2 separate regions of the Homo sapiens genome follow, and region 2 is linked to region 1. Evidence: chromatin loops called from intact Hi-C (ENCODE). Cell type or tissue: PC-9. All regions are shown on one strand.

Region 1 (2,500 bases):
CCGCCGCCGCGCAGGCCCTGCCTCTGTCCCAGCTGCCGCCCTCCCCAACCAGCAGAGGCGACTCCCGCCGCCGTGGCCGCCCCCGGCCCTCCCGGGGCGCTCCCTCGCGGCCGAGCCTGGCGAGGCGAGCGGGGTGCGGCGCGGCCTGGGATGCCAGAGGCAGGCTCCGCCGGCGGCTGCCGCTCTGGGGCTGCAGTGCCCTCACCCAGCTCCCCGGGCCGCCGTCGCACTGGCCGAGGCGTGGACCCTGCGAGCTGGAGGGCGGGAAGGCAGTAGCCACTGGAGGCCTGGCCAGCGGCTGCGTCTGCTGGGCCAGGAGGAACGCCCCGATTGTGCGGGATCCCAGGCGCGCGGCCCGGAGGCCACTGAGCCTCAGGGCTTGAGGGGCTGGCAGGGTCTACAGTACCCCACCCCCACCCCCACCCCCAGGGAATTCCCACTTTCGCCAGCAGACAAACTTTGGCTTCACTCAGACCCGGGTTCCACTCGGGCTCAGCCACTGCCAGCTTTGCAGGAGTGACCTTGGATAGAGTCCTCACCTTTCCTATCGCCTACCTCTTCTTCTGTGAAGGGACAGTAACACCTGTATCACAGGGGCTGGGTGGGAGGCCCAGCGAGGCAACTGGGCCAGGCTCTTCACACAACCCGATAAAGGATGGTTCTAGGGTCACCGTTCTCAGGCCACCGGACAAGGAACACTGTCAGTGGAAACTTGACTTTCAGACCCGTCCGGGGCCCCAAGTGCAATGCGCTCCTCTGTCCTTCTTCACGCCCCCACCCGGGTCTGGGGCCGCATGACAATGCCCACAGGACACGGAGCCGTACCCCGTTCCCTCGCAACGGGCTAGACTCAAGGCAGAAGCACGATGGGAGTTCATCCTGGCTTTCCCAGGATATTGGGGAATCGGGGACGTCGGAGGCGGAGCGTGGCCTCCTGCCCCCGCCTCCCACCGCCAGTCTCTCGGGCCAGCCCTGCCACCGTGGAGCTCGGCCGGGACCGCAGGCCCGCGGCGGCCTGCAAGTCTGGAAGCCGAGCGCCCCCTCCCTCCCAATCGGAGGAACCGACCCGAAGCTGGCGGGCAAAACTAGGGCGGGTGTGAGTTTGCCGACCGAAGTCAGAAGCAGGGATCCAGGAGGATCCCCGAGATGGCAGCCCTTCTGCCTCCTTAGAATCTCCACCAGGGCCAGAGTCTCTGCTCTCCCATCAGGTTGCCCTTGCCCTGCCTGGGAGCCTGTGGCCCGGGAGCTTCTGCCTCCTGGGAAGCACCTCCTGCATGGTGGCCTTGAGCCAGGCTGGCCACCTCCTGGTTTTGCTTGCATCTGCCCACCCGGCTGTCTCCGTCACCACAGCCACCAGCTACTTGACAAACTCATTCTCAGGCTCTCAGAGTCAGCCCAGTCTCTCCTCCTTGGCGAAGCCTTCCCTGACCCGGTTGTGCCCTGTATAGTTTTTTACCTGAGTGAGGCTCTCAGCCCAGTGCCTGGCTGTTATCTCCTCCCTTGTCTGTCTCCTGCATGGGAAGCAGACTTCCTGGGCCCTATCTGGTGCCAGACCTGGCAGATGATCAGGGAGAACTTATTGAAGTAATGATTGAATGAAGAAATGAGAGAAGCCATAAAGCCAATGAAGGAGTTCACAACCCCCACTCCCCAACACAAGCCCTCACAGGAGTGTTCCTGGCCAGCCCTTCTCATTGTCAGCCCCACCTGGGCTGGACAGGGCTGTGGAAAGGGAGAGAATATGGGTGAGGTTTCCCTGCCTTCAAGCCTTCAAGAAGATGCAGCATCCTGCCCATTGACCTGGCACCAGGGAGGGGCAAAAGCCGCCGTGTCCTTGCTGGTGGGAGGAGGGAAGAGGAGGTTGGGAGGAGGGTCCACACTTTGCTCCCCTAGTGGAGGAGCTGTCAGCCCCGCTGCCAGTCATCTGCTGGGAGGGAACTGGGTCAAGCGGTAGTCAGAAACCATCTGCTCGAGAAGCTGGGATTATCCTGCCCTCTGCTGATCCCCCAGCCCACGGGAGCCAAGGGTGTAAATTGAGTTCTTCCAAATCACCTTGTGTTTCTGGGGGGGGCTCCCCTTCCCCTCCTGAGGGGCAAGGACCTGTTCCTGTTGCTTCAAAGCCTCATTTAGCATCGAGCTTGGTTCTCCTTGTACTGGTAAACTCAGCCTTCCATCTCGGCTAAGGATGTGACTGCGTCTGTCAGTTTTGAATACAATAATGCACATCAGTGCCGTAGCCAACACCCTCCAAGCAGCTGCAAGACCAGGCCACCCTAATGCAGGATGCTGGCTCCCTGCTGCCATCAAGGAACTCCTTGGAGAAGGCAGGAAGGAAACATGGCGACACTGTAGATTCGGGCTTGCAGAAGTTGGAAGAGTACAGAGCACTTCCTCTCACGCACGCCTTTTTTTTTTTTTTTTTTTTTTTTTTTTTTTTGCATAACCCATCACTATCTGTTGAGGATGATGGAAACGTCCAAAAGTGACAAGGCAAACCATA
Region 2 (2,500 bases), 210 kb before region 1:
ACATCCACAACCCTAAATCCAAGCTAAGTTTGGCACCTCGAAAGAAAGGACAGCCACAATGGGATGATAAAGTGGGAGCACAAACACAGCACCCAGAGGGGCCAGAGGGTGATGTAATTTACTGATGCTGGATGAATGACCCAGGTGGGATCTGTGCCAGACTGGAGAAAAAAGCCCCTGCCAGTCCCCAGCTCACAGGTCACCTCTTCAAGAAGGTGTTCACAGACCCCAGACTTCATCAGGTCTCTCTGTTAGGGGCTCACTTAACACCAAGCACCTCTCCCTTGAAGCACTTCTTGTCACTGTAATTAACTATTTTCTTTCTTTTTTCTTTTTTAGGAATAGGGTCTCATAGGACAATGTCTCAGTACAACCTCAAACTTCTTGGCTCAAGCGACCCTCTCGCCTCAGCCCCCCTAGTAGCTGGGACTACGGGCACACCACCATGTCTAGCTGGGACTACAGGCACACCACCATGCCTGGCTAATTAATTTTTTTTTTTTTTTTTTTAGAGATAGGGTCTTGCTCTGTTGCCCAGGCTGATCTCGAACTCCTGGGCTCAAGCAATCCTCCTGCCTCAGCCTTCCAAAATGTTGGGATTATAGGCGTGAGTCACTGCACCTGGCCTTGTAATGATCTAATTTCTTGTATGGTTTATTTATCAGGGTCTGCCTTCCTAACAGGCTGTAGGTTCCTCAAGGGTTGGGACTGTGCCTGTGTTCTGGGCACCTGCCCATGCCTGGCAATTTGAAGAAGCTCAATTGCTACATGTTGAAGGAATGAATAATTGCATGAGCAACCATCGATAATTGCATGCTACAACCATCAAACTTGCAGGGTTCTTCCATGGAATAAGTGAGGTAATTATGTGTAAAAATGAATGAATGTTGTACTTGTTATAAAATAAGATCATGGGCTGGAGAAATAGTCCAGCGAATGAGTGAACGAATCAATGGCCTCAGCTGCCCGAGTGGGCGGAGCTTACGTTCTTTCCACAAGGGAAGTTCCCTAGGAGTTTCCGTCAGTAGCTCCCGAGCACGCCGGAGGCCTGGCCTGTGGATGAGATTGTTCCTTATTTCCCCAGCTTCAGCACCACAGAAGAGACCAGAGTCTACCTTGCCAGCTCCTCTAGCACCGACCACGTGCCAATTCATGTCCTGAATGCTCACTTCACTTCTTCACCTTGCTTCACTTCACTTACTGCACGGGAACAGAAAAGCCTAGAGAGGATGGATTACCTGTGCGGTTGCCTCCCTCTGCAGAGTGGGCGTGTCTCAGGAGCTTCTCTTCTTCTCCAGCCCAGTGCGGCCTCGTGTCATCCATAGGACCCACCGGCAGAGGGCAGGGCCTGCGAGTGGGGCCAGCCTCCTGGTGACTCTCGCCTCCTCTTTTCCAGCGGACGCTACCAGAGGACGAAGGTCTGACTCTGGCCAACGGCCCAGAATTTCTGGCCCAGTTTTGCCTGAGGAAGCCAACTGTGCAGGAGGTCAGGATCCCGGTAGGGTGAGAGTGGGAAAGTTAACATTCCCAAGAGACTCCAAGCAACAGGATTTCCTGACCTGGGACTATTACCTTTCTCACATTACATGGCCAGATTTACTTCCTGCTATTATTAAAAGTACGAAAAAGATGAAGATATGTGTTTAATGGAAACAAGGGCAAGAGTTTGCCTGACTGGACTTTGAGGAGGCTGTAGGATCATGGCGCTAACGGCATTTGGAGGGCTGGGAAGGGACTCTAGCCCTGGCTTTACCTGCCTTTGTCATCAGCTGGAGCAAGCAACTCCGCAACCTCGGAGCCTCAGTTTCCTTTTCTGTAAAAGGCGGGGAGGGTGGGTGGTAAGTGCAATGCTGAATCAGAACTCATAGAGCTGCTGGGTGGACATGTGAAGTAAAAGAGGAGACAGCTTTTGCTCCTGAAGGATGCCATTTGCGTTTTCCTCATCAGTTTGATCTCCTCCAATCATCCAGCACCTCCATCTGACCTTCTCAGCTGAGAGGTCCTCAGTGTTTCTGTGGCCTCCAGGAGAAAGGTCCCCCTCCCCGGCTGAGGCCAGGCTGATGGCAGGCTGCACGGCCAGCCTTCCACAGTCACCTGAAGGATACAGAAAAGGAAGAGCTGGAGGCTTCTAGCAAGCTGCCGAACTGTGTCCTCCAGCTGCGCCCAGCCCCCTGGAGGTAGCGCCGGAGCACGTGGTGGTGGCTATGTAGGAAGGCCCCTTTCGAGCCGCCCTATACTGTCTTTGGGATCTGCTTTTTACTGCCACAGCCTATGTGCTCCTGATTCTTCTCTCAATCCCTGGATGGAAACCGGCCTCTGATACTTGGCTCTGCTTCCTTGGAGGAGCTACTTAACCATTCAGTCCTCTCTGCAGTTAGCTATTAAGGTTGTCCTGCGAACTGAAGCAGAGAGTCCCCGCAAAGGGTGCAGAGTAGGGCACCCACAGAGGAGCCTCTAAAGCACTTTCCATGAGGTGGATGGCTTCTCCTCCCCAAGGGAC

What was found. A loop is a pair of places that touch in the nucleus more often than their neighbours do. Peaks named below come from ENCODE experiments on the same cell type or tissue, not always from the same donor. Only the 100,000 strongest peaks of a DNase experiment are listed, where the experiment ranks them.
Region 2: a loop joins it to region 1, with 10 times the contacts of the local background. A loop is called at or near these places in 58 of 110 quality-filtered maps.

The regions. Positions count from the first base shown.
Region 1 is chr2:120,342,083-120,344,582 of GRCh38, reverse strand. It overlaps LOC105373989 (putative cuticle collagen 91), which reads right to left. Exons shown (of 3, transcript XM_047446882.1): 2 at 556-661. Among named protein-coding and RNA genes, the nearest start is that of INHBB, 2.8 kb to the left of the region's middle. RefSeq lists a cis regulatory region at 805-1,295. In PC-9, CTCF peaks have their summits at 845 and 1,048; DNase peaks (open chromatin) are centred at 152 and 982; H3K4me3 peaks cover 1,371 bases; H3K27ac peaks cover 370 bases.
Region 2 is chr2:120,551,909-120,554,408 of GRCh38, reverse strand. It overlaps LOC105373585 (a long non-coding RNA gene), which reads left to right. Exons shown (of 4, transcript XR_001739681.3): 2 at 340-860; 3 at 1,085-2,500. Among named protein-coding and RNA genes, the nearest start is that of LINC01101, 87 kb to the right of the region's middle. RefSeq lists a silencer at 1,253-1,382 and an enhancer at 2,397-2,500. In PC-9, CTCF peaks have their summits at 1,133 and 1,339 (motif pointing right); a DNase peak (open chromatin) is centred at 1,348; H3K4me3 peaks cover 520 bases; H3K27ac peaks cover 537 bases.